Linked DNA regions of Homo sapiens: all the other regions are linked to region 1. A link is a contact called in ENCODE Hi-C or POLR2A ChIA-PET data. All regions are on one chromosome and are shown on one strand. Each heading gives the region's core, a stretch centred on a gene start or an enhancer-like site at or near the end of the contact. The rest is flanking DNA. Distances are from core to core; before and after follow the strand shown.

Evidence for each region. A loop is a pair of places that touch in the nucleus more often than their neighbours do. ChIA-PET counts read pairs that join two places held with the same protein, here RNA polymerase II (POLR2A). Pooled maps may share reads with other maps.
Region 2: POLR2A ChIA-PET joins it to region 1 with 11 read pairs in activated CD4-positive, alpha-beta T cell. The contact joins two enhancer-like sites. A Hi-C loop is called at or near these places in 2 of 168 maps with a recorded cell type or tissue (PC-3 and endothelial cell of umbilical vein) and 1 of 50 pooled maps. POLR2A ChIA-PET finds 5 or more read pairs at or near these places in 2 of 52 experiments (AG04450 and activated CD4-positive, alpha-beta T cell).
Region 3: a loop to region 1 is called in a map of A673, with 2.9 times the contacts of the local background. The contact joins two enhancer-like sites. A Hi-C loop is called at or near these places in 2 of 168 maps with a recorded cell type or tissue (A673 and endothelial cell of umbilical vein), 1 of 37 single-sample maps with no recorded cell type and 2 of 50 pooled maps. POLR2A ChIA-PET finds 5 or more read pairs at or near these places in 3 of 52 experiments (CD8-positive, alpha-beta memory T cell, GM12878 and activated CD8-positive, alpha-beta memory T cell).

What each region holds. Positions count from the first base shown.
Region 1 is chr13:43,301,448-43,304,888 of GRCh38, reverse strand. The region is part of intron 11 of ENOX1 (ecto-NOX disulfide-thiol exchanger 1); the gene reads left to right. Among named protein-coding and RNA genes, the nearest start is that of ENOX1-AS2, 150 kb to the left of the region's middle. RefSeq lists an enhancer at 1,383-1,612. Within about 2 kb of position 1,773, at least 10 of the 41 ENCODE cell types and tissues checked have a DNase peak (open chromatin) inside an H3K27ac peak, as active enhancers do.
Region 2 is chr13:43,259,060-43,262,498 of GRCh38, reverse strand. The region is part of intron 14 of ENOX1 (ecto-NOX disulfide-thiol exchanger 1); the gene reads left to right. Among named protein-coding and RNA genes, the nearest start is that of LINC00400, 150 kb to the right of the region's middle. Within about 2 kb of position 1,343, at least 3 of the 41 ENCODE cell types and tissues checked have a DNase peak (open chromatin) inside an H3K27ac peak, as active enhancers do.
Region 3 is chr13:43,356,334-43,359,431 of GRCh38, reverse strand. All of the region lies in intron 7 of ENOX1 (ecto-NOX disulfide-thiol exchanger 1), which reads left to right. Among named protein-coding and RNA genes, the nearest start is that of ENOX1-AS2, 91 kb to the left of the region's middle. Within about 2 kb of position 1,541, at least 3 of the 41 ENCODE cell types and tissues checked have a DNase peak (open chromatin) inside an H3K27ac peak, as active enhancers do.

The DNA.
Region 1 (3,441 bases), core at 524-3,023:
TGAATAGTCTCATACTGGATCTTTGGGAATCCTGAGATCAGCATGGGTCTATGGACAAAACTCTCTCAATAAAGCATTATTAGCAACTCAGGCTCTTGAGCTCTGGGATTAGTGGGTATCAGTGTGGCCGTTTGAGAGGAGAGGGACACAGGGCAGAAAGTAGGATCCCTAAGTGGTTCCAGCCAGGCCTCAAGATTTCCTGAAGAGTGAGTTTAACTTCTCCATAAATCATCCCCAAGTTTGTCCTGCAGAAAATACCTGCATGTTTATTTTAAAACAGGATCATCCTCTCTGCTTTCATAGCAGAGTCTCTCTCCAGCAGAACACTCCCCAGATAGAGCCAGAAATTGAATGTTTTACTTCTGTTAGGAGCAAACTAGCCACTACAGTAGGGTCCCTGGTTTACTCCTTTCTCTGGGATGGGCGGCACTTACATGGAGCTAAGCTAGCCTGGTGGCATTACATGGAGGAATATAGTCCTAGAGCCACACCTTTTACCTCCAACCAGCAACCTCTGTCTCCCATAAACTCACTTCCATCATCTGGAAAATAGAAATAATAATCATATTGACTGTATCATGTTTTCATGATGGTGAAAGGATACTGTGTAAAGAATATGCTTACCTCAGTGCCTGGCACATAAAAATCATTAGCTGTCACTACCACTGTTGCTATTCCCATTACTGCTACTGTTATTTGAAGAAAGCAGAATAGTGACTGTGCCTTTTGCCCAAATCTTCCATAGGAGATAGCCAGGGCACGGGGCAAGCTGAGCTCATGGGACCTGGGCACAGGGATGCAACAGGGCTGCCTTCCCAGGTGCAGAACATGGAGTCGGGGCTCATACAAAAGGAGATCAAGGAATAAAACCAGAATGACAAGCCAAGCATGTGGTTCTTTCAGAAGCATTTCTCCAAACAAGCCAACCACAACCCCAGTTTAGGAATCGGGATAGAATGAGCAGCGGTCTGAGCAGTGGCTCTCAAAGTGTGGTCTCTGCACCAGCAGCATCAGCACCACCTGGGGGACTTGGAAGAATGCTAATTCTTGGGCTTCCTCCCAGACAAACTGAACTGGAAACTGAGGGTAGGGCCCAGAAAAGTGTGTTTTAATATGCCCGCCAGGAGCTTGTAATGCAGGCCAATGTTTGGAGAACACTGGGTTAGAGTAACACCAGCTGCTGTATAAAGATGGCCTAACCAAAAAAAAAAGTGTTACTTTTTGGGCACACAACAGTCCAAGGCAGATATTCTGGGCCTGTGGGCACCTTTCCTCCATGTGGTGACTCAGAGACCCAAGCCTATTCCAGCAGCAGGCAGAGACTGAGGGACTGTGCAGAAGGCATCCTCACTCCCCCTCACACTCCATTGATGAGACTGCTCACATGGCACCCTCTAGGGCAGTCACCTCTCAGGAGCAACACTGCTCTATACAAAGAGAAGCATGAGTTTGAGTACACAGCGTGATAATGTCTCTGCCACAGAATAGCTTCTAAAGGCCTCAAGGCACCTCACAAGAAGATTCAGAATGCAGAGAAGCAGATAGAAGCTGGAGAGAGTCCCTGTCACTGGGCCATAACTACAGCTCCCTTTCCTAGTGGAGCAGGAGGCAGGATCGTGGCTGAGGAGGCAGCCGTTGAAGGCACACAGATATTGTGGTGACATTTGCCAGGCCAGCCTGCCTCTGCCCTCCTGTGTTCAGGGGCTATCGGTACAACTGCCTTCCTGGGTAGCAGCCAATGAAATTCTTGAAAAAGACTTTCTTTGCATGTGGGAAGGAAATCTACAGTTCAGCAGCGTCCTTCCAGCATTTCAGGAGGACATCTGGCAAAGTGGAGGGGGAATGTTAAACACAGAGTTCCCCAAACACACAAAGACTAAGAGTTCTGGAGAAACACAGATATTGTTAGAAACGATATGTTAAAATGTTTTATTATTTAGTTACATCTTGCCTGAGCATGAAAAAGATATTAACAGACTGTCAGCTTACTGGGACATAACCCAAAACAACTTACATTTTTCATATATTGCTAACTATTTTTCTGAGGCTGGCTCAGGCTGGTAAAAGAGATTTCAAGGCTTTCTCCAGATTATTTACTTAAAGAAGTTAAGCATGGCATTATCTGTTCCCATGGAAACACAGTAAGACAGGAGACAGAAGAGGAGGTCACTTTGACCATAATTAATATAAAGAATAATGGTTTATATAGAATCTAGTAAAGAATATAACAAGATGCCGCAATACCTTTAAGCCTTTTCTTCAGCAGTGCCGTTCAACCTTTGGATTGATTTTCATACATTAGTGTCACTTTGGTCATTTTTTAGTCTAGTGCTAAGTTTTGAAGTATAACAATCTTGCCTAGCAAAATTTTTCCAATTTTATTATTTCATTTTTGATCCAATCAGAAAATTCCAGTATTCAGAATTTTTCTAAATTACTGAGTAACTAGAAATGGGTGACTGTGCTGGCCTTAAGCTTCTTGTGAATGCTACAGCTCCTCACCATGTTTTCTTAATAAATACATAAATGGGTGGCTGGTGAATTAATTGATGGTAATCCAGAGGCACCACTAGATTCAGCAGTGCCTTTAAAATCACCAACAAAATATTTAATCACATTCAGTCCGGTTGACATTTAAGGTGTCTAATTCTATTCTTTTTTTATTATCGGAAATTGGTAATCCACATGGGGTGTCTCTTACATATTCCATTTATTGGCACTCGGTGCACTCCTTAGGAATTCCTACCGAAAGATGCACACTGTACTTTTTTTTTTTTTAATCCTTATACTTATTTGGATAGTGGATTCATTGTGCAGTCTCATAAGGTAAATTTTATTATGGAAGCTTGATGACACATTTTTTCAAAACTCTTTAATTTAGTACAGTATTCCAGAAAGAAAGAAAGAGAAGAGAGAGAAATAAAAAGTTTCCCTTTCCAATTTCTGAATTTTTAATATACTGAGAAGTTATATTAAGTCAGAAATTATTAGGATTTTTTTTCTGTTAGCGCTCTGGCCCAAGAAACATAATATAGCCTCTTCCAGGCAGCCTTGTCTGAGGAATAGATTCAGGGCTGCAGTATGACACTGAGTGGTGTTTACAAACAGGTGGCCTGAAGCTAAGTGGAGTCAATATACAATTTCTCACCCTTTAGAAGATAACTACTTGCTGCCACATGAGTAACGAAAATTTTTTTGTAAAAACCAAGCTTGAAATCATTTAATCAGGAATGTAAATCAGTTATGTGCCCCAATTATAAAAATGTTGATGGAATTTGCTATGGTATTGATTTTTTTTTTTTTTTTGGTGGGGGAATTACAGCTGTTGTGGGTTTTTTTAATATGATGATATCACATTCCTATTCCGGGAATGCAAACAATATTATATACTGCTTGGCAGGCACTGTAGTCACTTGGCTTAGCCAAGAATAAGAACTCTCA
Region 2 (3,439 bases), core at 94-2,593, 42 kb after region 1:
ATGAATTTTAAGGCAGAACACAAGGTTTAAAGCCTCTGGACCAAAGGCTATTGTCTGAGACAAATAAATTATTTTTCATTATAATTATTTATATCTGGGGGCAGGAATTTCATGCATTATCATTTATTAATAACAATTATACAGTGGACTGGTGCCAACTTAGCTGGGTGTTCTTGTGAGAGCTGACAATTGTGTTTTTAAAACCACTATGTTTTATTATAAAAGTAAAAAGCAAAAGTATGTTTGAAGCTTGCAAATTATAGAAAGAAAAGAATATAGGGGTAAGGAAAAAAAATCTTGGTATCTCATTACTCAGAGATAACCACCATTAACGCTTTATTTTAGTTTTTTCCAGTCATGTATATGACCAGAGGGAAAAGCCCATAAATAAATGAATAAATAAATACTATCATCTTGTCTTCAGTTTTGTACCTTTTTGATTTTTCATTATATTATTATAAATATTTTTCTTGTCACCAAATGTTCCTCAAAGACATGATTTTTTTTTTATTATACTTTAAGTTTTAGGGTACATGTGCACATTGTGCAGGTTAGTTACATATGTATACATGTGCCATGCTGGTGCGCTGCACCCACTAACTCGTCATCTAGCCTTAGGTATATCTCCCAATGCTATCCCTCCCCCCTCCCCCCACCCCACAACAGTCCCCAGAGTGTGATATTCCCCTTCCTGTGTCCATGTGATCTCATTGTTCAATTCCCATCTATGAGTGAGAATATGCAGTGTTTGGTTTTTTGTTCTTGTGATAGTTTACTGAGAATGATGATTTCCAATTTCATCCATGTCCCTACAAAGGACATGAACTCATCATTTTTTATGGCTGCATAGTATTCCATGGTGTATATGTGCCACATTTTCTTAATCCAGTCTATCGTTGTTGGACATTTGGGTTGGTTCCAAGTCAAAGACATGATTTTTAACGGCTGTATAATGTAGATGTGAAATAATTGAACCACACGCCTGTGTGTCAGGCATTTAACTTCCTGTTTTTGCTATTATAAATCTGTAATTAACATATCCATAAATCTTGGTTGCATCTCATATTTGTTTCTGGGGGATTCTGTATATTAATAGCTGTGTGGTGGAGTCTGACAGGGAGCTTCAAACTTCTGGAATTGCCTGGCATTCAGAATGTTGGTGCAGCTGCTGCACCCTTATAGTATCTATTAGTCGTCCTGAAGGAATCCACTAAAGGATACGTAGAGTCTTGTATTTCCTCATTTGTCTTAGTCTCAAGACTCATCTAGCTCATGGTCTGTTAGTATTACTTTTCTGTTGTTTTTACGTTCTACTGTGTACCACCAGGATCTGACCAACACATTGTCCAGCATGCTTGAGGTCTCAAAACAGACACACCCTTAAAAAGCCCAACCCTTGCCCCTTATCACAAGATCATCTGCGAATGCATGCCCAGGAGAAGTTTTCTGAAAGCAGATTTAAAACTGTTAGGGCCAGAAACTGACGTCAACTGCAAAGGCCTTGTTCTCCAAGAGGACTTGTGCAGTTCACGCTCATGCCTGCTGGTTGTTTTCTCTTTGTAGTTGGAACTGGATATATTAACGACAGATAGGCAAGTCAACCATTTAAGTGTAACCAAATTTAAAACTAACCTTTATTCCAGTTTCTTTAAGGATTTCAGTTGTTTCAGACCCAATTTTCTTTCCTGGAAAGCAAACCTATAAATTTTCTTTTCATCTCTGTCTCTGAGCTATCTCCACGTTCCTAGGACTGCTGAATAACCTGGTCCCTGGTAATTATGTATAACAGATATCAACATCTTAAATTGTAAATATATATGTATATATATCATGTTCTTATCTTGCATCTTTTTTGATGACCTTCTTCCCAGCAGGATCGCCACCTATGATCCTTGCATGTGTGTGTCTGGTGGAGGGGAAGGATGAGGAGGGAGAACTGTAGGATCAGGTAGGAGGAATGAAATGCAGTGACAGCTTCAGCCAGCAATGTTTAAAACAATTTGATCTAAAAGCTTTCCATGAATTTTCTCTCCTCCTGTCCTTGTTTCTGTTATAGTAAAGTTGCTACCTCACATTCCTCTATTTGCTCAATTCACACTCCCACACTGGGGTTAAAGAAATCATTTGCAATTTGTAAAGAGGTTTAATTGGTGATGCTGAAGGTTGCCACTGTCAAACAGAACACCTTCCCATTCACCAGTGAAACAAAAACACAAAAGAAAAAAGACTTTTCAGTTTTTCACGTCACCTCCTTAAGAAAGTAAATCCTCAGAGCTGTCTTTAAGTCTGTCAGAGTAAAGACGTTAGGAGCGTATGGAAGAGATATGTGCAAAGAACATTCTTCAAGTTTAGTACAGCACAGCAGAAGGCTATCATTAACCATGTATTTTAATGATGTATGTGAGGGAACCTCTGCATGTGCTGAGTCCTCTGCTCAGTTTCTGAATGTAGCTTCCACCCTTTAGGCAGGGAGGCGTGAGAGAGAATACATACTGATGTACCAAACAAGGCAAAAAAGAAAAAGACAACCTGTACGAAAGAATGGGACCGTATCTTCTAAAGGTAAAAAACAACTCAGGCTGGATTCTTTCTTCCCAGAACTTGCTGCTTGGTCTTAGGGGCCCCGATCTTGAACTGGGAGAGGAGCAGACAAAGCAGAAAGGGACAAATATAAGGTTTCACACCTTCCTCACCCCAACCCACAGCTCTATCAAAAGGAAAATAAGGCCGGGCACGGTGGCTCACACCTGTAATCCCAGCACTTTGGGAGGCCGAGGTGGGTGGATCACGAGGTCAGGAGTTTAAGACTAGCCTGGCCAAGATGGTGAAACCCTGTCTCTACTAAAAATACAAAAATTAGCTGGGCATAGTGGCACATGCCTGTAAATCCCAGCTACTCGGGAGGCTGAGGTAGGAGAATTGCTTGAACTGGGACTCACGAGGCAGAGGTAGCAGTAAGCCGAGATCGCACCACTGCACTCCAGCCTGGGCTACAGCAAGACTCTGTCTCAAAGAAAAAAAGAAGGAAAATGAGCCCAGACCCACCAGGACTAAGCCCAGCAAGCACTAGCTTGGGACCAAAGGTGTTGCAGCTCTTGCATCCTGCTCCATATGTTTCTCCTTCCAGCCTTCCTCCTTGCTGCCCTTGACCTGTACAGAGACCTCATTTGTGTCCCCACACAGCCTGACATCACTTTCTACTTGGTACACCCACAAACATTCATTGAGGGAGGCAGCAGAGTGTAGAGGTTAAGAACAGATCTGGACATGAAGCAGCCCAGTTTCAATCTGAGTGACCCTAAGCCATACACTGAACCCCTGCACTTCCATTTTGTTCACCTCCAAAATTAAGGTAATAACCATACCTACCTCATAGGGTACTGTGAGCCTTGCTTTGCAGTGCTGATGTGATCAGCATGTGTTAGACATTACTGTTACC
Region 3 (3,098 bases), core at 292-2,791, 55 kb before region 1:
GTAGCTTAGGGGCCCTAGGAGAAGGCCCAGTATCATTGCCTCGTTGGTGGTTCATTAAGCCTTGTCCTCTGGTGTCAATTTTTATAGGCGATTTTTACAGATACTGAGATTAGGCCTAGTGCTGCCTTCCCATCTGTGGGTATTGGGCCAAGTGAATGGAGTCTGTCCGCAAGGCCTTTGCCAAACCCAAGAATTAGGGGCTGGCTTTGGAAGGACACATTCTCAGACTGAACTCACTGCCCTTCCCTCACACTCCCCACCTCCATTTTTCAGTCTGTCCCTCTGCATTTCACCTCCCTATTCCTGAGGCAAAGCTGATGGGGGAATGTGGGAAAACAGTAGCGGGTGGGGGTGGGGAGGGGCAGGGGGACCTATCTGAGCATTCCTGCCAGGTTTTACTTAATTTCTGCAGTCCACCTCTATTGCCACGAAATTCTGTGCAAACTCCAGAAGACTTGAGGTTATTCCAATACTGCAGAGACTTTCCTAAGGTAGACAGTGATATGGAGAACTTTAAAACCCCTTATTTCAGTAAAACCTTACAAAGTAGAAAATAAAAACTAAAAGCAATACAAAATGGAGAAGGAAGACAAAGCCTAGAATGAAGACATTTCATAACACACAATCCGCTGTTAGACAACGGGGGTTCTGGTGAGTTTGTGGCACTGGGTTTCACGGCCTAGAGCCTGCCTCCATTTTCTCATCTATAAAATAAAGATAGTAACAGCATGACCTCGTAGGACTGTGAGGAGGAATAAATCAAATAATGGATATTAAGTGCTTAGCAGGGCACCTGCAACATAGAAACCATTCAGGAAATGGTTGTTTTTAACACAAATATCCTGATGATGATAAAGAAGGACGGATTTTTCTATCTCAAGAACCCTATCCTGGGGACCTGGCTTCTAATCACAGCTGTACCAAGAAAACTGCAGTCATCCCTCAGTACACTTGGAGGATTGGTTCCAGGACCCCCCGCCCCCGCCCCATGTATATCCTGCAGAACCCTCATGTATATGAAAAGTCAGCCCTCCAAATATGTGGGTTTCACATCCCTCGAATGCTGTGTTTTGGATACACATTTGGTTGGAAAAAAATCCACCTATAAGTGGACCTGCACAGATTAAACCCATGCTCACAGGTCAACTGTATTCTTTACCCTACTTGATTAAATGAGAAGGTTAGAGTAAATCAGAGGCCCTTTTCAACACTAATACAACACAATGTTCACACCCAATCAGAAGCCTCATAAGACACTGACAAAGATGAACAGTCCCAAATTTAGGCATATGAAAGGTGCTCCTTGATTATACCTTGATCCTATGATTTTCCAGCCTGGGTGCTGGTCCCGCTTCTCTCAGCAAGTCTCTGATTGCTCCTTGGTCTGCCCCATTACTGTAGGAGGAGAAGACAGCTAGGCCTCACCTCCAGCTTCCCTACCTGGGTGCAGAGGAGCCTCCTAACTCTGCCTCCCTGCCCTTGAGAGGCTGCAGCGTCAGTCCCAGGAAGATCTGCAAGGCCAATTAACTGGAAAGGCAGGAAGGAAGTCAGGCGGCCCCTCCTGTTTGTGGGCTCCAGCAAGCCCAAGCCCAAGCCCAGCTGGAAGGCCTGTCTAATTTTAGGACCACATTCACGTTTGAAGGCCTAGCTAATTTTAGACTCAGCCTCATCAGGGTCTCTTTTAAGTCCTTAATGATGATGTTTCTGTGAAAGTGAGGGTGTTTCTGGAGCCAGAAATGTTTGAAAACTGCTTCTCTGGACATGAGCAGGGGAAAGGTGCTTGGCCAGTTGGGATAGCTGGCCAGTTTAAACAGTCCTGCCTGCTCAGCTGTTATGCGTGTATCACTGTGGCCTGCTGACTTGTTAAGTTCCCATGGCCCACAACCAAGATACATTTTGCTTTTGCATTAATTCTGCACATCTGTGATTAGATGTTTTTGTTTTTGATTGGTATTGTTATGTCTTCCCATTTTCAGATAACACTTGAAAATCTAGCAGTGAGAAGGGTTCCAAGGCATCACAGAAACCAGATGTGAAGTCAATATCTTATTTGTAACTTTTCAAAGGTGTGAAGTGGCATCCTGGGGAGGAGCCAGCCTCTACAGAGATTTTCAGCTGAGGTTTATCCCCAAGTGCTAAAATAATCCATTGAAATCTACCATGAGATCTTGAACATCAGCACAGTGCAGCCTAGCATTTTACAGTTGTATCTCATTTGCAAAGCCCCCATACTGGAAAAGTGCTTATGTTGCTCTCTCCTCTGGCAGCCCCCAGCAGCTGTGTCTCTGCTGGGACCTGGATTTATGTTCTGAAAATCTGAGTACCCCAAACTGAAGAGCAACCTCAAAGTCAACTCTTCTTCATTTGAAGTTAGGCCGGCTGACTGGTTTCAGTTCTGTTAGTGTTGATCTCTCAGATCAAATTTCTGCTCATAATCTTTATCTAAGTTGGGTAGCTCACAGTGAATCCCCCAAAGATTTCCAGGCCCATTTTTTTCTTTGTCTAGCTCTGGGCTCTTGCACGGGGCTGCTGTGGCCTTAAAATATTACATGAACAATTTGTGTGGTGCTGCATACCAGATGAGGTGCTGCAGGGCTGTGAGGCAGGCAGCGGCGAGGCCTCTTGATCGAAGGTAAAATATTCTCCTGCGCACCCCAGAGGATAAGTGGAAATAAAACAGCATTGCAAAATTGCCTTGGTAATTGTGGCTTTTGCAGCTGCTGAGAGAGAATTGAGCAGCAGCATTTTCTGGGGGAATGTAGCAATAACCTGTGAGTGAGGTGTCTGGAATTCACTTTGTAGATCTTTTTAAATATCATAGATGCTCTTTATTTACTCATATTTCACCTATACAGTAGAATTATAGTAAGCTGAAAATATAATAAAACCAAGGCCATAAAAAGGTAGAGAAAAAAAATGCTCCATGCCAAATTTGTTTCTGAGCTTCCTAGAAGCCAGGGAGAAGAAGGAATGATCATGATAAGACCCTAGTTCCTGAGATCATCTTCTCTTGGGGATACTGGTTTGGAAGATGGGTAAGCAGCCCTCTGAGACAGCTCTCCAAGGTGTGTTTATCCCCAAACCTGTAATAGGCCTAA